Regions from separate parts of the Homo sapiens genome. Here regions 2 and 3 are each linked to region 1. A link is a loop called in an ENCODE intact Hi-C map of the cell type or tissue named here. Cell type or tissue: HCT116. All regions are shown on one strand.

Region 1 (8,000 bases):
GCTGCTGCAGCAATAACAACAACAGCAACAAACTCAGCAAAAGCAGTTTATTTCATGTTGGATGACTCTTATAATAGAAAACATTTCTTTGTATCTCTTTTTGATGTAAGGGATACTGCACATGGTTTAAAAATAAGAATAATCAAACGAAGACAGACATTCCACATTTCTCCTTCCATAAAGGCAGTCTTTTTCCCAAACATTGAAAAATGAAATAATGCCATTTTTAAATATAGACTAATTATTCTTTGTACAAACAGTAAAACATTTGCTATGTCTATTTTTTTACCTGTACAATCTTTAAGACAGATTCAGACAGACACAAACTTAAACTGAACATTAACCTTTAATGTGCTTCATACAGTCCCCTAACCTTTTAACCAATCAGACCTCATTCTCAACTTATACAATTTTTATATTAAACCCTTTTCCCTTGTTGCTTTACCCAAGAATAAAAGAAAAACCCTTGAACATCTGAAACTGCTTTGATGTCTAAGTAGTTGTTCAAATATTATAATACTTACATGTGTACATCAATAAAATGTACTAACCTTTCAAGAGAATTGGCCATATACAAGCACAAAGCAGCCTTTTATGAAACAATAGGTAATTTACATGAAAATAAAAGGAATTTATCAGATAACATTACTGAGATATACTCAAACTGCCATTGGCTTTGTTGGTAGTGACATCCAGGCCATAGATACTACATAAAATTTTCTATATAACAACAGAAGTGGTTTGCATGTTAAATAAGATTAGTCTTACCTGGTTAGTTAAAAGGAAAGTAGATGGATGATACAGCAATGGAATGATCAAAGGTAGAAGATGGTAGACTTGCTAAATCAGTTAAGTAAAAATTTAAGTCATAAGGGATCAATTAGAATACATACAACCAGATAAAATATGGAACATATATTCATTTAGCAGATTTCAAGAAGATAAACTTGAATTTGCATGCACATTCCAACTTAAAAGTATTTTAGGATGAAACATATACAACAACCATTTAGATAATGAAGTACTCCTAGGCAAAGAAATTCTTCCCACTACACCCAATCAAACACCAACATATTCTCTTCCAGACTCTGAATTTCATCACTTAGATTTTCCTTTCACCTCAAACCAATTGTTACTTTGGCTTTTCTGAGGTACACAATTCTTTGGTGTCTGATAACCCATTTTCGTGCCAAAATATTACACAATTGTCCCATGAGAGCAGTGCAACGCACCGTTCCTCCAACCCAAAAAGCAGATTTTTATCATGCAAAATTCAGTCTCAACACAAAGATTTAATGTTTACTCATTTAAACAAATTTCTTTTGACTCCTTAGAGTATTTTTTCCTGAATATTTTATCTCCCTCAATGGAAAGTTGTCCCAAAAAGGCAGAGAGAAAAGAGAAAAAGAAAAGAAAACTAAATTTCCTGAATTCAATTTCTCATTGCTTAGGTCATGTTTGCAAGTGGCCCACCCTGCCACGTTAAGTCCACATTGTACAGTTTATTTCTGGAGAGAACATATTATGTTAATTTGGATTTTCATATGGTTATTACACTCTATGAAGCCAATATTTGAAAAGTATTTAGTTCATCATTTAAAAGACGGATAAAATACTTTTTACCTCTAAGGATTCCAAAGCAACAACAATATGAAGACCCATTTGTTGGTTACCACTTACATTGTATATTTCCTTAGGGTATATTAATACATTTGAAAGCTACTTTGGGTTCAAGCCAAAACATTATGATTTATTTACTTTGTTGATATTAACAAGAGCTAAATTATTAGAAAGCAATGAGACAATATTCAAAACTGAAACAACAGCACACAGCCATTTTCTTAGTCTTTCTTGTCCCTCCTTTAATTATACGTGCAATTTAGCATTTTGATCTGAATTCAGAAGAAAGACAGGTGAGAAATGATTTGCCTCAAGTTAAACTCCAAATTCCATTCTCTTAACTAAACATGTTGGCATCATTAATAGAAGGAAGTGGTGAGACAAATACAAAATTACATTTCTGTAAGAGAAATAACTCTCTAGGCTCTGTAAATGCCCATTATTAGGGGAGATAATCTTTAGACAGCAATAGGGATGATGATTCCTGACATCACTATAGAGGCTCTTGGTTAAGGCACCTTAAGAACAAATTGCTTCTGGATGCATACTGAGATGCATGGTGACTTTTGTGTTTGTTTTTTGAGTAAATCCCAGCCACATGGTTACCAGACAGTTTTCTTCACCTAGACAGCTTTAGTAAAAAAGCATCAAAGAGGAGCTTAGTCAACATTTAAATCGTTACCGAATATGTGTACAAGTATTTACCAAGAGCTTAATATATGTGATGTATTGTTTTAGACACTGGGAATAGGGCAATGAAAAAAAGAGTTAAACATCTCTCCCCTCCTTCAGTGTACACTCTAAAGAGGCAGAAAGATAACTAATAAATAAAAAAAACTGAGCTACAAAGTGTATCAATGAATGATAAGTGCAATGGAGATTATAATCTAGGGGTGATAACAAGCACCTGGGAAGTGGTGAGGGTTGGGGGACACAGCTATCACACAGGGTGGTCAGAGACGGTCTCCCTTAGGAGGTGACTTCTAAACACAGACACAGAAGGTCAGGGCTGGTATAATTATGTGGGTGACAGGCTGGCTGGCTGGAAAGGACACAAACTACAGAACATGTGTGAGAAAGAGAAGGGAAGCCAGAGGGGCTGAGGTGAATGAACAAGGGTAGCAGGAGTAGGAGTTGAAATCAGAAAGACATAAAGGCAGAACAGGCAAAGGATCAGAAAGGCCTTGGAGTTGAGGTAAAGCACTTATCCTCTTGACCTCTCTAGTGGGAAAGGAAGCTCCTAGAGGGATGTGAGCAGAAGGGCTGTATGGTGGTACTTCTGTTTTACCAGCATCACACTGACCACTGGGTTGAGAATGGGGGCAGAGGGAAGCCAGAGAACACTTTAGATAGAGGCCACTGCAATAATCCAGCCAAGGTAGTGGAAGGGCTAGTGCAGACAGGGAATGGAGAAGTGATCAAATTCCAGGCATAGTTTAAAGACAGAGCTAAAAGAACTTTCAGACAGACTGTGTACAGGATGGAGAAAAAATAGAAAGGAGATGTCAAGAATATAGTTGTGTGTAATAAGATGGAAGGCAAAGTAGGAAGAACAGATTTATGAAGGAAGGTCAGAAGTGTGGCTTTGGAAATGTTTAAATTTGAGGTGTGTCTCACACAGGCAAATGGAGAAAAGTAGATAACTAGAAATATGAGACTGGACAGAGGAAAGGACCGGGCTAAAGATGAGAATATTTAGGAATCATCTCACAAAAGACAATTTTTAGAACAAGACAATAGGGAAAATATCCAAAGGCAGTGAATGTAGATAGAGGAGGGAAGTCTAAGGACTAAATTGTGGGACACTCTAAGAGGGAGAAGAACCTCCAAGGAGACTAAGTAAAAAGGACCACAAACTAAGGAAAAAGCAGGTGAGCATGGTATCCTGATAACCAAGGGAAGAAAGTATTGAAAGAAAGAGGGAGTGTCAACTTCTCAGGAGGTCCAATGAAAGAAAGACTAAAAATTGGCTGATGGCAAAAAGGTTCAGGTACTGAACTGAATAATATCTATTAAGACCATATATACGTCTCCTTAAAAATTAGTTTTTAGGAGCTATGCCATACTATCCACATGTCTAGCAAGTAAGACCTCTTATTATATCAGAAATTTACACCAGTCTTTTGTATCTGCTTACACATATGATGATACATGTGCTAAATCCACCATCTTAGCCTTCTAAAGCAATGATATAAGAATTATAATTCTTTATAATTCTATCTTCCCCTTTATACCTATTTGCTGGATGATCAATAATATGTACTGAATGAAACAATAATAAAGCTACTTCATAGACTTCAGTCACAAATGCAAACAGGAAATTGAGACGCTCACTTTTGCACAAGGGCAATTAATTGCAAACAGGAACTACAGATAAGCAGTTAAGCAATTATACCTACATACAAAGGTCAACAACCAGCCTTGCCTGTTCACTGAAGATCAAACTGAGTGCCTAGTATGGTAATCATGTATAGGCAATTTAGGAAAGTGAATATATTACCTAAATTCTAATAAAGCTCGTAAGTGAAATTCATCACTTTTACCTTCTACATGGATTTAGCACAGTGCGTAGAGAAGATGCTCAGTCAGCAGCAAAGACAAGAATGAATGGTGTGCATGCCCAAGGCTACTACAAATGACCACTCTGGCTATGTCCTACAGTACTCCAGAGGGCGCTATTTACCAGGCTACCATGTCATGAGACGTGTAGTGCAGACATGCCCAACCACCTGTGGCAACCCTGGGGAGCATCAGTCAGACTCTGACTTTTATCCTAAAGCTGAAAAGCAATCACGGTAATGGCACATATATGCTAAATATCCTTTGAGATCAACATAAACTGAAACAGGCCTAAAGAAAGAGACAGTTATTAAATGCCTACCTATGGGTTTGATTTTTACCCAGTTCTATAGGTGAATATGTTTTCAGCATCTGATTATAAGCTGCTAAAAGGCAAGTAGAGCATGCAAATGTTATATACCAGAAGAAGTAAATGCCTTTTTTTTTTTACTGCTGACTCTTATGTGATGACTTTGCAACCTTAGAGAAATCTGTAAGAAGAGGCTTCAAAAAATGCTGACTCAGAAATAATTTACAAACCATGCTTTTAAGACATGTTGGTGATTTTTATCCTCTTAAATTTGGGGAGTCAGTTTTGATTCTGAAAAGACTGTTCATTTTACAGTAAGTGTCATGCAGTATATTTTGAATTTAGGCAGCTAATTATCAGGCAAGGCCCAAGTTTTTTGGCTCTGCTAACAATTATGGAAATTTCCCCTATTTCTATAGTTTTCCATATAAAATACAGTATTTATTTGCTAGCATTTGCTGATCTTAAACGTGGTCCAATTAACAGCTGTAACACAAGATACAAAAGTGACTTAAATTACTCCCAGATAATAATTTAAGATTCTTGGCTTACCAATTGAAATAACAAAAGAAAAGTGGCCTTAGAACAAGTAACACAAAAGTCTGTAATTTAGAGCATCAAGACATTTTTTCCCACAATTATATAAAACTACATAGAAAAGAAAAAAAAAACTCCTCCTGACTCTTGTTGAAAATCTCCCATAGAGATCCAATGGCAGAATATACTGCAAAGTACCTGAGATGTTAGGCTTTAATCTCCTGGACCCTCAAGGCTATAATTTTTCCTGGTAATTCTAAAGCCACAGTTAACTACATAACAGAGAGCATCAGTCAGAATTTAAAAAGCAAAAGCAATAAACATTTTGCATGTTACTACAAATAAATAAATGGAATTTAACTAACTGGAAAGGAGTTAAGGGCTGGGAAAGAATATCATGGAAGTAGGGTGAGAGGTGAAAAAAAAAAATAACAACAGGAGACTGCCTTCATATTTGCCAAAAAATGTTCACCATGCTTGGGTCAACCTCACACCTAGCATCTCTTCTCTACATGTCTGCACTTTTCTTAGATATACCTATACTTGGATTTTACTAAGAAAAGTAACAGAATAATCACGTTTCATCTACCTTCACTCAAAAATTCTTGCCCAGCCTATAATTAATCATTCTTATCTGTTCCCCAAATATCTTAAGCTTTCAAAATTCATTCAATTTATTTAAACTCTTATTTATTGAGCACTCTTATTTACTGATACATTTACCAATATATCTGTGAAACTGACACAAATCCCTGCCTTCAAGGAGCTCGCATTCTAGTCTAGTCAAACTTATTTGGGCAAATAATCATTTTGGTATTTTTTAAAGTACTAAAATTCAATCCCATTTAAAAAGGAATTAACTAGCATCTACAGGAATACTTAAATATTTACTGTTTTACTTACTATCACATTTTTCCAAGTAGCTATCAATACTCACCCAAGGTACACAGAGAAAAGTCCTTTGGGTGGTTGTCAGTAGTTTACATTCCTTCCCTGCCATGTGTGAAATCTCCTTTCTGTGTCATTTGAAAGCCATCCGTTTTTACCTTGGTGTGTGAATCGGGGTCATCTGTGGAGCTTCTGAAAAGCAGAGCTCAATTCAGACTTACTGAATAACAATCTCCCACAATAGGAGCTAAACATGTATATTCTTTAAAGCTCCATAGTTGGTTCTGATGCATACTCGTTTATGAACAATTCTTTCAAAAAAAAAAAAAAACCCTTCAAAGAAGGTTGACAGCTTAGGTAAATACTATGGTTAAAAGAGAACTTGCCTGTGAAGTTCCGCTACATGACAATAGTAATAAAAATAATAATAGCTAAATCTTATTGTGCACTCACTGTATATCTTGCACTGTTCTAAACTGTTTCCCAATGTTCCTTCTTTCAGCCCTTCTAAAACTATTATTATCCCCATTCTGCAGGAAACTGGAACATGGAAAGGTTAAGTAACTCATGTAAAGTCCCAAAGCCCAGTAGGCATAAGGCTGGATTATGAACCCTGGCATAACTCTAGAGTGCCCATGCTCAGTCATGACTTTGTAGAAGAATTTATTCTCACCATTCATTAATTTACTAATTAATTTACTTGGTAAAAAACAGGCATAGGTATAAGAGACATAAATATGTCTCTAGTTTTCCTCTGTAATACTTACCACAAATATATGCAATTGTGTAATCTGTTTAATACCGATTTCTGCTAGGATATAAGGATTATGAGAAAATGAGCATGTCTCTCATTTACTATGTCACTGCCATATATAGCACAATGCCTAATGCATGACAGCATTCAATAAATATTTGTAGACTGACTGATTCAATGAATGAATGATAGTCTGTAGACTACAGCTGTGTATTTCTTATTAAACGAGTCATACTTGTAAATGACTTAATCCAGAGCATTAGTGCTCTATCAAAGTACTGATGGAGAGCAGTGGGAGAAAGGAAGAAACAAAATGCCATCATATCCAGAGTACCGCTTGACTCTCTCAATAAGCCCATGACAGGCAGTGGAGGTATTATTATCCTATTGTAAGGGAAAAAATCCTCAACATGAGTATGTCTAGAAATTCATGCTATATTCCCACAACCTGAGCATAGAACCAGAGAGATTGGTCCAAATCCCATTTCTGACACTTCTATCTGCGGCCTTAGACAAGCTCTTAACATTACTGGCTTCAGCTATTTCATCTACAGAGAGAATTATGTACCCATCTTGCTTCTAATTCACTGATATATTCCAAAAACTTACAAGAATACCTAGAATATAGTTGGTGCTACATTAATTACCAAATTGTGAGGTTATTTAGGACCTTAATTATGAAAACATGTAAAAAAGTATTCAGCACTGTGACTAACAGAGTTAGTCACAGTTCCCTTGTGACTAAATGTCCCCAAAATGTTTTCCTCACTTTCCTTTCTTTTAAAATCTTAAAACGAGTCTTTGTCCCCCTTCCTCATTTCAGACTCCTTTCTAAGCACATGTGGTCCCTTCTCTAATGAGTCTTAGGAGGTTTAGCCCTATTTCCATGAAATCACCTAGTTTTCTAATGCAGAGGGAAGCTGAATCTAGTTTTTAAATCAGGACAAATTCTAACTTACAATGGGAATTCATTTGCTTTCTTATTCCCACAAGACATATTAAACATAACTCTCTAAGTTCTCATTCTTTCTAAAACCCACGTCCTCACTTAAATATATTTTTTAATGATCCTGTAAAAAAAGGCTTCAAAACTTGCAATGCTACTTTATTTTCACAATTCAGACTAATAAAATCAATTAACTACAAGGCACACATTAGATTTGTTTGCACTGAAGAACAATTAACTGGACATTTAAATCCAGCATTCCCAGATTTATGATAACCCACATGTACACGGAGCTCCACAAGCCAACTTCCCTCCTCAGACTCCTCTCTACAACTTCTTCCTCTTAGTGTAAAAGTAGAGCCATTGGGCCAGTGTAATAATAACAC
Region 2 (8,000 bases), 1.1 Mb after region 1:
AAGCTTGGCAATAAATTATCCACGTGTTGCCTCACTGGGGTTTTACTACCAGTTGGTCTATACTGTTGTGGGAATAACATGCACAGTCACTGCAGAAGGAATTAAGCCATTGTATAAACTTTAAAACATGCAAGCCCACCCATTAAAATTGTTCCTTGTTATTCTTACCGTATATATCCAAAGTAAATGAAGTTGAGATTTGATGTCATCAGTAGCCCATTTGATTATCTACAAGAATCAGATAACAAACTGGTATTATGGGGGAGAGATATAAATAGGAAATCAGTGATGTGCTCAAACTGTAAATCTAGCCCCGCCATGGCTTATTTCTATACCAGTTGCTTAGCATGGCCAACCCGAAAGTCAACGATTTTAATAGTCCCTGAATAGTATTATGATGATCTCTGGTTACTTAGTAGGGCCCTACCTAGCAGACTGTTTCTGCTTTACCACATTTGGATGTCAGATCCAACTTTTCTTGCACTGACTGGCTGTAATAACCCATATGGGGCAGGGGGAGAAATAAGTGGTTTTTTAAATTTACTTTTGCCAGTATGTGTTAATAGTACTTAGTTTCATAATTCTGGATGTGGCTCCAGTAATCAGAAGAGCTTTAAACAGAAAGATCAAAGTCCATAGAAAAGAGTTTTGTTTCCGTTTCCTTAGAATATAGATCATCCTGTGAAAAACATAGGATTTCTTCAAGGTAAATAAATAGTACTCACAGGAGGCTAAGGCAGAGAAACTATAATGACAAGTAGTTCAAGTGTGTAAAGAAAAATACTGGTTATTAGGAAAGACTGCTCAGATGGGCCAGTATAATTAAAATAGTTAAAGTGACAAGGGATTGATCTGAAACAAGTCATGAGAATCCCTACAAAAAGCAGTTCCCTAAACTGGCTGCATAAGAACCATCTGGAGTAATAAGCTTACGAATTAAACTGATACAAGCCTGTCTGTACCTGAGACAGCCGATATCCAGTCTGGGCTTCTTTTCAGTAAGAGAATTCTGATTTTATTGCTGGTAATGTATCCAGCTAAAAGCAATGTTTCTCAGCTTCTCCTGAAGATTGGTATGGCCATGTGACTAATTCTGGTCATTGAATACAAGTGGAGATTATTGGCTATTACTTCTGAAAAGGCTCTTTAAAGAGGGAGGAAGAGCTGAGTTTGAACTTTTTGCCTTTCTACCCATTCCTCCTTCTATGTAGAATTTAGACCTTAAGGCTGAATCTGTAGCAACCATCTTAGAGCATGAAGCAATCTTGAAGGTGGGAGTCACAAGTTAAAGATGGCAGAGCTAATGGATTAAAGGAGTCTGGGTTCCCAGCCACCATGGGACTGCCATGCCAACCCTGCACTGCTCCTTCCACACTTGTTTTATAAGAAGGAAAGTAAACCTAACATAGATAATCCTGTTACTATACACCATCAAATCCTAAACACAGTGCTACTGGCATTTTCTTAGCCTTACCAGATTGCAACAGATGATTTTCATTTTCAGGCAAGTATAACTACCTCCACAATGCTACCCAGCTGTCAGTGATTACAGCATACCATTTGGGGAAATGCATGTCTTAGAATTAATGAAACAGGTATTTAGAGTCTTCAGTTTATCCAGCTGCCTTAGCTTGCCTGAAATCTTACTAGTAAACTCACTGATTCTGGGACCATCCAGAAGCTGGAAATTCCCAATGTGGAAGAGAAATGGCCATGAGAGAATGCCTTGTGCATACCTGGCACAGAAAGGAAGCTAAGGAAAAGCAATCCAACACAGACATTGCCACCCACAGTTGTATGGAAGGCAAAGTATCAGTGAGAAAGAAGCTGTAGTAACATCAGTGTTGGAGAATCTTTATTTATTATAGGGTTAACCTCTTGTACCGTAATGGACCTTAAATGAGCACAGAAGTCTGGTCTCCAAAGTGAGACCTAAAGGAAGATGATGCCAACCAGAGCATGGAGGACAGACTGGAAGTTTTCCCCTGGCACAGGCCATCAGTAATCAGCTGTTGATATGCCTATGTTAATTGTCTGGTAAACTCGTGGTGCTGTTTTGGCTCTTCTCAACTAGTTCACTTTTTAAAAATTTAAGCACCTCATTAAAGAAACCCTTTTAGATGTGGTAAAGCGAAACAGTCTACTAGGTAGGGCCCTACTAAGTAACGAGAGATCATCATAATACTATTCAGAGACTATTAAAATCGTCGACTCTTGGGTTGGCCATGCTAAGCAACTGGTATAGAAATAAGCCATGGCGGGGTTAGATTTACAGTTTGAGCACATCACTGATTTCCTATTTATATCTCTCCCCCATAATACCAGATACATGGTAGTCACTCAACAGGACAAATATTAAATAACAAATGACACAATACATGGTTTCAAAAGGGTGTTTACTATTTGGCCAAACAATATTTTTTAATTGTCAGTCATAAAGTGAAATACATACTAAAATATATATTAAATATTCACCAAATCTGCATTGCTGCTACATGAAAACATTTTTTGGTCTGTTGGAAAATGTAATTCCTGAGATCATTGTTGGGCTTTGTCAATCATTTTCCTCACCATCAAATCACCTTAAGTGACTTGGGAGTGTGAATCTAGGATGTTCAATTTTAGACCAATTTTCTCTATCTTCTAAATGAGTAAACAGGCTCTGTCTTTTATAAAAGGTAGAAAAATAACCATGGTGTGCTAATTTTTTTCAAGGTATACCATATGGAAAAGTATAGGCTGAACACAAAGGAAGTCTTTTCTGAATGGCTCTCGATCACACATAAGGAACATATGTTTTCCAGTTAATCTGTCCTTGATGTACAGCAGTCCAGCTGTTGTTTTGCATTTATTAAAATATTCTCTGCTAAATAGTTATGTTTGTCTTTAAAAGTAAATTGCATAAAATTACATCCAATTTCTTTCTCTAAACCAACATATTCTTCACCTTCACAAAGCAAACACATGGTGCACTGAAACCGAGGTGTTACCAGCTTTACATACTGTTCTGCCATTTGTGAGGGGTGCAACCACAACATAAGTCAGAAAAAAAGCTATCCAGCTTTTCGTGGAATCTGGTGAAGTTTATACTTAGCGATAAGCCTCTAAGCCTGAACTTAGCAGGGCTAGCAAAACTTTATTTATTTCCTAACTCCTATTATTTTAGAATGGTTTTCAAAATAATACTGCAAGTTCCTAATTGAAATACAAAACAGAACAAAAAGCTGTGAGAAATCTTTTTTTTCTTTGGCTCCTTAAAGACTTGGAATAATTTATATTAGTGTTGCATACATTTTACCTTCTACATTTTGATGTACTTGCTCTTGAAAGCACTAGAACAAATTAATTGAAATAAAACCTCTCTGAAACCATTTGAATCTTTGATCCTACCATAGAGTTTTAAAGGCTTTCAGGATATAACTTGTATTTTCCCCTGAGTCTGAGTGTCTACATGATTATAGAATGCATGTCTCTTGCTTCATGGTGATATCTAATATGCATGGAATACTGAAAAATAGGTATTTCCCAAAGGCTCCTATATACCAGGCATCTCAGACTGACACTGAAAACCTTTTGAAGCATTTTTAACAACAAATAATGGACTATTTCACAGACTGATGCCAATAATTAGTTTTCTGGACCTACAGTTGAAAGCAAAATTATCTTTTTAACTAAATAGGATCAGCTTCAAAATCCTTTTTGGAGATGTTTTTATCTATTAAATGCCTTTATTAACAACACCATCTTCCATTTTCTATTACTCCAATTCGATTTCTCCTGCATACAAGGTAATGAGTAGAATGGCTGTGAATCCAGTTAACATTCCAGCATTCTGAATCATGAAGAAGGTGAAATCGGTTTTTCTTCCAGTTACCTTTTCTCTCAGCATATCATTCATCTCTGGAAACTAGAAGACAGATATATTGTTAGATAACTGTTGCCATCTTGTGGCAAACCACAAAACAGTCACTTAGAGGCATACCTTGGAGACAGTGTGGGTTTGGTTCCAGACCAGTGTGATAAAGCAAACATCTCAATAAAGCAAGTTACATGAATTCCCAGGTTTCCCAGTGCATATAATAGATATATTTGCATTATACTGTAGACTATTAAGTGTGCAATAGCATAATATCTAAAAAGGCAATGTATATACCATAATTTAAAAAAATACTTTATTGCTAAAAAATGCTACCAATCATTCGAGCTTTGGGTGAGTTGTAATCTTTTTGCTGGTGGAGTCTTGATTCCATCTTGATGGCTGCTGACTGATTAGAGTAGTGGTTGCTAAAGATGGGAGTGGCTGTGGAAATTTCTTAAAATAAGACAACAATGACATTTGCAACATCAATTTATTTCTTTCATGAAAGATTTCTCTGTAGTGTGCAATGCTGTTTGACAGCATTTTACCCACAGTAGAAATTATTTCCAAAGTGGAGGCAATCCTCTCAAACTCTGTCCCTGCTTTATGAACTATGTTTATAGAATATTCTAAATCCTTTGTTGTCATTTCAGCAATGTTCACCAGGAATAGATTCTGTCTCAAGAAATCACTGTTTGTTCCTCCGTAAGAAGCAACCCCTCATTCATTCTAGTTTAATCACGAGATTGCAGCAATTCAGTCCCATCTTCAGTCTCCACTTCTCATTCTAGTTATCTTGCCATTTCCACTACCTCTGCAGTTACTTCCTTCCCTGAAGTCTTGAACACCTCAAAGTCATCCATGAGGGTTGAAATCAGCTTCTTTCCAATTTCAATTAATGTGGATATTTTGACTCCTTCCATAAATCACAAATGTTCTTCATATCATCTAGAAGGATAAGTCCTTTCTAGAAAGTTTTCAACTTACTTTGCCCAGATGCATCAGAGGAATCACTATCTACAGCAACTAGAGACTTACAAATTATTCTTAAATGATATGATTTGTAAGTCAAAACTACTCCATGGACTGATCCATGGACTGCGGAATGTATGTTGTGTTAGCAAGCACAAAAACTTTCATCTCCTTGTACATCTCCATAAGAGCTCTTAGGTGATTTGATGCACTGTCAATGAGCAGTAATGTTTGAAAGGAATTTCTTTTATTTTTCTGAGCAGTGGGTCCTAACAGTGGGTTTAAAATACTCACTAAACCATGCTGTAAACAGATGTGTTATCATCCAGGCTGTGTTGTTCTATTTCTAGAGCACAGAGTGGATTCAACATAATTCCTAAGGGCCCTAGGATTTGGGGAATGGTAAATGATCACTGACCTCAACTTAAAGTTACCAGCTGCATTAGTCCCTAGTAAGACAGTCAGCCTATCCTTTGAAGATTTGAAACCAGGCATTGACTTCTCTCTAGTATGGAAAGTCCTGGATGGCATGTTCTTCTAACAGAAGGCTGTTTCAGCTACACTTAAAATCTATTAGTTTAGTGTAGTCACCTTCATCAGTGATCTTAGTTAGATCTTCTGGATAACTTTCTGCAGCTTCCCATCAGCACTTGCTGCTTCACCTGACACTTTTATGTCATACAGATGGCTTCTTTCCTTAAACCTAATGAATACACCTCTGCTAATGTCCAGTTTTTCTTCTGCAGCTTCTTTACTTCTGTAAGCCATCATAGAATTGAAGAGAGTTATTCCTTGCTCTGAAATAGGCTGTTGCTTAACGGAATGTTGTAGCTGGTTTGATCTTTCTATCCATACCACGTAAATTTTATTCATGTCAGCAATAAGGCTGTTTTGCTTTCTTATTATTTGTGTGTTCATTGGAGTAGCCCTTTTAATTTCCTTCATCAATCCTTTCTTTGCAGTCACAACTGGGCTATCTGGCAAACAAAGTCTAGCTTTTGGCCTGCCTTGGGTTTCAACATGCCCTCCTCACTAAGCCTAATCATTTCAGGCCTTTGATTTAATATGATAGATGTGCAGCTCTTCCTTTCACTTGAACACTTAGAGGCCACTGTAGGATTATTAATTGGTGTAATTTCAACATTGTTGGGTGTCAAGGAATAGGGAGGCCCAAGGAGAGGGAGATGGAAGGATGGCTGATCAGGGGTGCAGGGAGAAAACACACACAACATTTGTCAATTAAGTTCACCATTTTATACGAATGTGGTTCATGGCGTCCCAAAACATAATAGTAACATCATAGATCACTGATCACAAATCACTATAACAGATATTATAATAATAATGAAAAGGTTTGAAATCGTTTAAAAATTAACAAAATGTGACAGAGACAGGAAATAAGCCCATGCTATTCAAAAAATGGCACTGACAGATTTGCTTGAGGCAGGGTTGCCAAAAACTTTCAATGTGCAAAAAACCTAGCATTTACAAAGTGCATCAAAGCAATGTGCAATAAAACAAGGTGCTCCTGTAATAGAATGCTGGGAGGGGTGGTATGATCATTTACTTTGGATGTTTAAAGGTTTTAGTACTGATAGCTTAATAGGAATATCTAGTTCTTTCAGGCATCAACAAGAGTAAAAGTACTGAAGTAGTATTTTTCTCCAACTGAATCAATCAGTGGGATGGAATTTACCTCATTTTATGTTCTCTTTCTCCTTTTCCATTACCTGCTCTCTATGCTTCACCCAACCCATTCTTTCATGACCTCAAGTTTACCCAGCAAAATCTTCACATCTACCATCACCTGTACCAGAACTTGTATTTCTCTAATTTTTCAGTGGACTAAATCCTTCACGTTTTACCTTATATCTTGCTAAAACACTTTTGCTAGCTAATCCTAGTTTATTCTAGATTCCTTTATTATCATCTCTCATCATATATTCTACTTTCTCTCTTATTTCATAGCATTTTTTATTATTTGTAATTATTTAGTCATCTGTGTGATTTTTTGTTGTTTAATTTAAGGATCCCCTCTTTCTAGAGGAAAAGCCCCATGAATGGAAAAGCCCCTTGAACTGTGCCTATTTTGCTCACTCCAGGATGAGTATTATTTCTTAGTATTATTTCTTTAAACTGAACAACTCTAGTAAGATTCCATTCTTATATCAGAAAGTAAAATGACTATAAGATAGCATGAGACATTAATTTTGTGACAAAAGTTATAAATGTAGCATTGGTTCTAAGAGATGAAATCCTTGCTCTTCTGAGGGTCTGCAGAGAACAACGAACAGAGCTAGACAAATATAATTTGGAGGTAAGAATGCAAATAAAAAACTCAAATTATTAAATTATGTATGTAATACATCCAGTTCCAAATGCAAAAGAAATAGTCCTTGATTTTCATACACTACCATATTATCATTTTATAGAAAGATTTCCATGATTTATTTTAAAATGCACAGGATATTCTCTCTCTTACACACACACATGCACACTCTTTTTTTTTTAGATGGAGTCTCGTTCTGTCGTCAGGCTGGAGTACAGTGGCACAATCTCGGCTCACAGCAACCTCTGCCTCCCGGGTTCAAGCAATTCTCCTGCCTCAGACTCCCGAGTAGCTGGGATTACAGGCGCCCGCCACCACGCCCGGCTAATTTTTGTAGTTTCAGTAGAGACAGGGTTTCACCATGTTGGCCAGGATGGTCTAGATCTCTTGACCTTGTGATCCGCCCGCCTCGGCCTCCCAAAGTGCTGGGATTACAGGCATGAGCCACCGCACCCGGCCATGCACGCTCTTTTGAGCACAAACACACACATACACACAGATACAAAGACACAGACATTGAACAGATATAAATATATACTATGTCAAATAACTATTGTCAAAATTTTACCAATTTTAGTGTACCAGTTTTAGTTTAACCCAAAAAGCTGTCACTGTTTAGAACTTTGAAATAACAAAATGCTATTTACTCTAATAAGTTATTCCTCTTCCAAATGTGGCATAGACACAAAAGAGGGAGAAAAAGGAGAAAAAGTCCTATAGGGACATACTATAACATAAGACAAGATGTACCAACCACAAGGGGAATAGAGATAGAGGAAAATATCTCTATTTCAGCAAAAACAAATCATTTCACCTTCAAACAATACGATTATGTTTTAA
Region 3 (8,000 bases), 560 kb after region 1:
TGGTAACCACTGTTCTATTTACTATTTCTATGAGATCACCTTTTTAGGATTTTGCATATGAGTGAGAACATGTAGTATTTGTCTTTTTGTGCCTGGCCCATTTTGCTTAACATAATGCCTCTAGGTTCATTCATGTTGTTCCAGATGACAAGATTTCATTCTAATCATCATGGAAATTAAAATCAAAACCACAATGAGATACCACCTTACTCCACATAGAATGGCTTTTATTAAAAAGAGGAAAAGAAGGTTGGTGCAAAAGTAACTGCGGTTTTTGCCATTAAAAGCAATGCAATAGTTAACAAATGTTAAATAATAACAAACGTCAGTGAGAATGTGAAGACAAGGGAACCTTTACACACCGTTGGTAGGATGTAAATTATTACACTCATGGAAAACACTACAAAGGTCCCTCAAAAAATTAAAAATAGAACTATATGATACAGCAATCCTACTACTGGGTAAATGTGTTAAGGAAATGAAATCAGTATATTGAAGAGATATTTGCACTCCTATGTTTATTGCAACACTATTTAAAATAATCAAGATAAGAAATCAATCTAAGAGTCCAACAGTAGGTAAAATTGATAAAGAAAACGTGGTATATATATACAATGGAATAATATTCAGCCATAAAATAATTAACTAGTTTATTTTAAAATGACTTTAAAACATACATCATCAGGAACTTCTGTAAGTTTTATCAAACACAGAGGTGGCTGGTGAATTGAGTATTTTGTCGATATCAGTTTTCAAATTTGAGTTCATTTCTATATCAAGTGCTAAGTTTTACAAAAATATATTTAATGACCTAAACTGTAAAGATTATAGTTTTTATTTCCATTTAAGAGCTGAAAATATGCTTTTAAAAAAATCATCTCCAGCACTTTGGGAGGCTGAGGCAGGCGGATCACCTGAGATCAGGAGTTCAAGACCAGCCTGGCCAACATGGTGAAACCCCGTCTCTACTAAAAATACAATAATTAGCTGGCCATGGTGGCAGGCGCCTGTAATCCTAGCTACCTGGGAGGCTGAGACAGGAGAAACGCTTGAACTCAGGAGGCGGAGGTTACAGTGAGCCGAGATTGCACTCCAGCCTGGGCGACCACGAAACTTTGTCTCAAAAAAAAAAAAAAAAAAATTAGTTGAGAAAACAACAATTTTAGAATTATTTGACAAGGTAAGGAAGAGGTAGGTCAAAAAGAATCTATGTTCTCCAGGTTCATCTACATTGTTACAATTGACAGCATTTCCCTCTTTTCAGGGGCTGAATAGTATTTCGTTGTGTATATATACAACGTTTTTTTCATCCATTCATCTGTTGATGGACATTTAGATTGATTCCATATCTTGGCTATAATAAGCCAGAAACAGAAAGACATTACTGCATAGTCTCACTTATATTTGGAATCTAAAAACGTCATCAAATGCATAGAAACAGAGTAAAATTGGCTGGGCGCGGTGGCTTACGCCTGTAATTCCAGCACTTTGGGAGGCCGAGGTGGGCGGATGACGAGGGCAGGAGTTCAAGACCATCCTGGCTAACACGGTGAAACCCCGTCTCTACTAAAAAAAAATATAAAAAATTAGCCGGGCATGGTGGCGGGCGCCTGTAGTCCCACCTACTCGGGAGGCTGAGGCAGGAGAATGGCCTGAATCCGGGAAGCGGAGCTTGCAGTGAGCCGAGATTGCGCTACTGCACTCCAGCCTGGGCGACAGAGCGAGACTCCGTCTCAAAAACAACAACAAAAAAAGAAACAGAGTAAAATTATGGTTACCAGAGGCTTGGAGTTGGGGGATGTTGGTCAAAGACACAAAATTCATAGGAGGAATAAGTTCAATAGATCTATTTTACATCAAGGTTAAAAACAATATATTGTATACTTGAAAATTGTATACTTGAAAATTTTAAGTGTTTTCATCACAAAAAATGACAAGCAGGTGAGGTAATGCATACGTTAAATAGCCTTATTTAGCCATTCTGCAAGGTATACATATATAAAAACATCACATTATATACCATAAATGCATACAATTTTTATTTGTCAATTTTTAAGTCTTTAATTAGGGATATTAAAACAAAATTCTTCCCTTAGAGCTACACTTTCAGCTATATGGTAGATTAGTTTAACTATAAGTCCCTCTCACTACAAACCCCTACATTCTGAGTAAAATATACTTCTTAGTACATTGTTAAGGTTATAAAAAGAAAGGGAAATCTCTAAGCTCACCCCCAAAATATTTATGAGTAGAAACCAGAGCTGTGATCTCAGACCAATGAGCCGACAGAAAAGGCAGGGTTGACCTTAGCTAAGCACTTCAGTAAAAGCAAGGTAAGGAACTCAGCCTCAGACTCTCATTGAGCCTGGATTTTCACAGAAAGAAAAGTGGTCCCAGAAGAGCCATGTCCTCTGGCTATAAATAAAAGCAAATTCAAGTAATCTTGCAGAAAAGCATTTCCAATTTCAACTCTAGAGATTTCCATAGATTAAGAACAAATAACTGTGAGCTCAAAACAAAAAAAAATAATAATAAAAAGCACAAGGATATGAGGTAACTTTTCTCTCTTGGTTTTTCTTAATGGTTTTTGGATGTTAAGAAAGACTACTTAAATCAAAATCATTTTTTCCCTGTTTTTCTTCTGTCCATAGCTAGACTGAAGTTGCCAGCCGTCCCCCTAGTAGTTAGTTATGGCCTTGTGACTAAGTTCTAGCCCCTATAACGTGAGCAGAAGCAATTTATACAACCTCTGGGCCTTCCATATGCCCTCCTCCATGTTCTTTCTTCCTCTAGCAGACACTGATACCAATAACAAGATGACCTTAAAAGCCATTAAATATAGATAACAAAGGCTCCATTTCCACTTTCCTGACAAGTGATCATGTTGGGACAGAGCAGGGAGTCTTCACAATACCTACTCAGCAGATGGATGTGACCAATGGGTAAGGTTCATTCTTCCCTTGGGGAACCTTCATTGTGTTTATTCTTCCCATACTCCCTCATTATCAGACCGTAAGGATCTGTTCCTGTTCCTGTACCTGATGCAGAACAGTGATGGTTTCGAAGATATCTGAACATTTGGCTGGATGGGGTGGCTCTTCAGGACAGAGTGAATATGTTCTAAATGAAGCAAGAAAAGCATGCATAGATTCTGTTGGTTAGAGCTCTGGCAAAGACTGCTAGCTGTCCACTAAAATCTCTCACTTATCTTCTTGAGCATGCAGTAAATTGGCCCTTCCCAGCATCCCTGGCCATGTGGCCTTGTGACTAAGTTCCCACCCCATGGGATATGAACAGAGGTTAGGCATGCCACCTGCTGGCCTGACCTATAATAACTTCCTACATGCACTTGTCCTCTTTCTCTCTTCTGGTTAACCTGGATAGAGAAAAATCCCAGGGTGAATTTGAAAACTACTTGTTGAAAATGGTACATCTATCATTAAGCAGAGCTGCCACAGACTGGGAACCTCTACCGCCGATCTGGGGACTGTGACAAAAAAGAAATACTGTACATTTTTTTTTCCTTTCTTTTAGCTAACAAAATAGTTTTGTTGATTAAAGTTGTTTAGCTTTCTCTATTGCATACAAATTTCTTACCTAAGCTTATTATGTGTTATATTTTAGTGGAACTCAAGTTTCAAGATTGTTTGCTTGTATTCTAGCTTACAATTTAAATGCCTTACATTTGTATATTACTCTTACATTTCATAAATTCTATTTTATTTGATGTATACCATAACCCTCTGAGATAGGCATGAATTAACATCTATATTTTAATATGTGTTCATTATAATACATGTTTAAATAACTCAGAAATCTACATAAAAGCATATCACCAGTCAGAGAGATAGATATGCTATCATCAGATAGCATGCAAATGTTTGACCATACATTTTTAATAAAGTGAAGCCAAATGCATGTAATTAATTCTATGTGTACTTTTACTTAACAATACATTTTTTTCAATATTAATATTCTATTCCATCATTGGAATGCTTAGTATCCTAAAAATGTAATCACAAACATTTGTATACATACATCTTTATTAGCTTATCTACTTATTGTTTCTTTACGCTATCACAAAATTGTACGGTCAAATGGCATGTTTACAGCTGTGATGTACATTGCCAAATTGTTCTGTAAAAAGGCATGAGTCAAAAGTTCTAACAATGTTTGCTATATTTCCTTATTCCATTTCTAATACTAGAAATTATTAATCATTTTAATACTTGGCAATTGTTAGAAGATAATAATACTTCTTTTTTACTGTGAATGTTTACTATTAGTAATTCTGAATATTATTTCTTTTTCATAGGCAATTTATACTTACTTTTAAAATTAATTTCCTAATATTCCCAAATTTCTTTAGCTTTTTTATTTCTATAAATTCATTTGGTTTGATTAGTTTACTGTAGTTCTGTATATTTTAAGAATAATAAAATCTTTGCGTTTTGCATATCACAGATTTCATCTTTGACTTACATAAAAGAAAGTAAGGTTTAAAGAGGTTAATTGACATGTCTAACATATATGCTGCAAAATCATGACTCTATGCTAGGTGTTCTGACGCATGTTTTGTTTTTAATTAACCTTCGTCATCACCTTTCTTATAAAGAGGCAACTAGAAATAAGGTAAATAGATGAGAGAATGATTGCACTTTGAATATGTGTTCCTTTGAAAATATTCTTAGTGTATTTATTCAAGTAGAATTTATTCTACTCCATAGGAAACTAATCTTTCTTGCTTTTTCCTGAAGACCTGATATAATTCCTGGCACATAGTAGGTACTTTACAAATATTTGTGAATGGGTGAATGAATGTACTGTATCCTGTGGTGACAGAAAAATGAGTCACAATCTCTGAATTAAAATAACTCTCGATCTTGTGGAGGTGAGAAAACAGACAAAATAGCACAAAATAGAAATAGGCATAGGATGCATCTGATGTCTAAGTAAATATTAGAAACAAAGACTCCTTAATCCTCTTCCTCAAATATATTAGCTAGGAGCACATTATCTTATAATGTGACTTGTTTCTTCTTTTTTTAGTGAGAAGTCATGAGGGAATGGAAACCATACTGGTATTGGGGCTTTGGATTCAGATATACTTGGGCTTATGATCAGCTTTACCACATTACCATGTTCTATCTAAATAATCCTGGATGGAGTAGTCTCTGTGAATCTAAATTTCTTTACCTGTAAATGTCATTAAAATGTCTAAATCCTCAACAACTGGGGGGGTGTCTAACTGACAATATATATAAAGTGCTTAGCTCTTACAAGGTACTCTAGAGGCATTGGCTCTTTTCAATGTTCCTCAGATAAACTATCTTATAAGTTATACAATATTAAAGATTATTTACCATTTTATGCCCGTGATCATAGCCTTTTGAAATCCATTAATAGTTTATTATCCAAATTTAATCTTCATAATTAGCAGAGCTTTGGACAATCAGCAGCATACTTTTACCATGACACTGTGTACCCCTGTCTTAAACAGAATAATTTAGAGGAAGATATTATGTACTGAGAGTTTAAATTATTTATTTATTATTTATTTATTTATTATTATTATTTTTGAAATGGAGTTTCGCTCTTGTTGCCCAGGCTGGAGTGCAATGGCACGACTTGGCTCACCGCAACCTTCACCTCTCAGGTTCAAGCAATTCTCCTGCCTCAGCCTCCCGAGTAGCTGGGATTACAGGCATGCACCACCAAGCCCAGCTAATTTTGTATTTTTAGTAGAGACAGGGTTTCTCCATATTGGTCAGGCTGGTCTTGAACTCCCGACCTCAGGTGATCTGCCCACCTTGGCCTCCCAAAGTGCTGGGATTACAAGTGTGAGCCACCGCGCCTGGCCAAGAGTTTAAATTCTTAAAAACATAAATATACATATGACACAAACTTTTAAGTTTCCCAGAACATAGAAAACACCAAGTAATAATATAAAATACTGATATGCTGTTTATTTAAGAGAAATTATATGTAAATGCTGAAGAGATGACTTTTAATAAAGATTATATGGTATTACACTGCCTGTTCTTAGACCATAATTTTATTTTCCAAGTGGGTGTTAGACACATATTATTGATCAGGGCATGCTATTCAGAATAAGTAATAATTGGCAATTCACTGAAGCTTGTGTGTGTGTTGAAATTTTATGCACTTCCCTGCTGTGGGAGTGTGACAAGGATAGCCCTTGGGAGCCAATGTTCACATTCCCCAAGATGTAATTCTTCTCACTCACGAGGAACTACCCTCCTTCCCACTTTGGTACTGAATAATGACCAATTCTTTTCTAATTTCTGTCATTTTTCCAGGAAACTTTGGACTAACCTGATTTATGTTATGTTCAATTACTTGTGATTCATGTTGCAATATTGAAAACGGGAATTTTATCAGCTTTAGATAAAAGATGTAGAGAGTACATCGAGTGTTCCTGAAATCACTAAATAGCTTACTAATTTTGTGGTAGAGGAAATAAAGATAATGCTTTTTTTAAAAAGCATGTAACTCATTATCTTAAACTGAGCTGGTCTTATCAAATTTTCTATATTCATTTTTTCTTAAGCTTCACAAGTCTTAATTTTCAAATTATTTGCTTCTTTACTAAAGGAAAGTTGTTCTGGATTTCTTTCTCTGCTATGATATGGTTAAAAGAGTTACAGTGGGATCTAGTACTTATGAAATATTTTAAAAATTGTGTTTACCAATATAAAAGCATGATATGCTGTCTTCATACTTTGAAATATTATTCTTTAGGAAATTTCATTTTTTGGTTTAAACAAACTTCATTGACAATAACCTTAATACCTCAAATTTGTGATGATTACGCCGATGTTGATGAAGGAAGAAAAGATTATGAAACTGTCCTTCAAAAAAAAGCTTAAAAATTTCTTATTACCCTTTTATTTGAAGTCTGTAAAATGCATTCCTTTAATGATATAAAATTTAAAAAAATCTCAATTATTGAAGCAAATGACCAGCTTTCTTCTTTTCCGGTAAAGACAAAGTATCAGAAATAAGGTAGAATGAAAGGGTTTTTCTTCCTCTATCACCAACAAACACAGTACAAAAGTTATAAACAAGTAATAAATCATAATGTAGTCAATCAGGGCAGCACAGGGACCATGTGTCACATGTAAATGTTTTTTCTCTGTTACTAAAATAAAAATCTTGTCCAGTTTTCTCTGTAATGTAAGAATTAGCTTTCCCTCCTTCTATTTGTCTTTCCTACATTTAACTTGAGTTAGATATTTTTGTTTGTTTGTTTGTTTGTTTGTTTTTTGAGCTAAAAGAGGTAGATAAGGTAGGTAGATATGGAAAAGCTCCAGATCTCAATTCATAGTGGTTGTCTTGTCCTGGGTACTACCCAGAGGAAGTGGAACAATGGGACTTTTGAAAACTTGTACAAACTATCAAAAATCAAGCACAAAGAGAAATATAACAAAAATTGAGAATGGAGTCTCAAGTGGTCTACCATGTATGAAATTTAAGTTCCATGTATGAAATAAAGAGTGGGAGAAAGGGAGTTTCTTTCTACATTGTTTCTACATTGTTTCTACAATTGTTTCTACATTGTTTCATTTGTAGAAACAATGAACAGCTGAAAAACTTCCAATTTTTATTAAAACTGTAAGCCCTCAGATCCAAGAAGTAGAATAAATATCAACAAGAACAAACAGAATAAATAGCATACCCGAATATAATGTAATCAAATTTATGACAACCTCTTAGTCATAAAAAGAAAATATTAAAAGCATTCAGAGAAAAAAAAACTACATTACAAACAAAATAACAATCATAGACTTCACATCATAAAACATGCAAGCCAGAAGGCATAATATCTATCATTAAAGCACTGAAAGATATTGTTAACCTATAATTCTATTTCCTGCAGTTCTTACAAAGTATAATATAGTCTTACCATTAATCCAGAAATTGTACTTGTAGATTTTTTGTTTGTTTGTTTGTTTTCTTTTCTTTTAGACGGAGTCTCG

The links. Hi-C counts contacts between places; a loop is a spot of excess contacts. Peaks named below come from ENCODE experiments on the same cell type or tissue, not always from the same donor. Only the 100,000 strongest peaks of a DNase experiment are listed, where the experiment ranks them.
Region 2: a loop joins it to region 1, with 9 times the contacts of the local background. A loop is called at or near these places in 18 of 110 quality-filtered maps.
Region 3: a loop joins it to region 1, with 19 times the contacts of the local background. A loop is called at or near these places in 72 of 110 quality-filtered maps.

The regions. Positions count from the first base shown.
Region 1 is chr4:101,165,121-101,173,120 of GRCh38, forward strand. The region is part of intron 2 of PPP3CA (protein phosphatase 3 catalytic subunit alpha); the gene reads right to left. Among named protein-coding and RNA genes, the nearest start is that of MIR8066, 72 kb to the right of the region's middle. In HCT116, a CTCF peak has its summit at 4,281 (motif pointing right); a DNase peak (open chromatin) is centred at 4,301; H3K27ac peaks cover 7,948 bases.
Region 2 is chr4:102,259,287-102,267,286 of GRCh38, forward strand. It overlaps SLC39A8 (solute carrier family 39 member 8), which reads right to left. Exons shown (of 9, transcript NM_001135146.2): 9 at 2,380-3,907. The coding sequence ends at 3,758. Among named protein-coding and RNA genes, the nearest start is that of SLC39A8, 82 kb to the right of the region's middle. In HCT116, a CTCF peak has its summit at 3,952 (motif pointing left); a DNase peak (open chromatin) is centred at 3,915.
Region 3 is chr4:101,727,401-101,735,400 of GRCh38, forward strand. The region is part of intron 2 of LOC107986297 (a long non-coding RNA gene); the gene reads left to right. Among named protein-coding and RNA genes, the nearest start is that of BANK1, 59 kb to the right of the region's middle. RefSeq lists a silencer at 3,212-3,506. In HCT116, a CTCF peak has its summit at 3,310 (motif pointing left); DNase peaks (open chromatin) are centred at 3,062 and 3,291.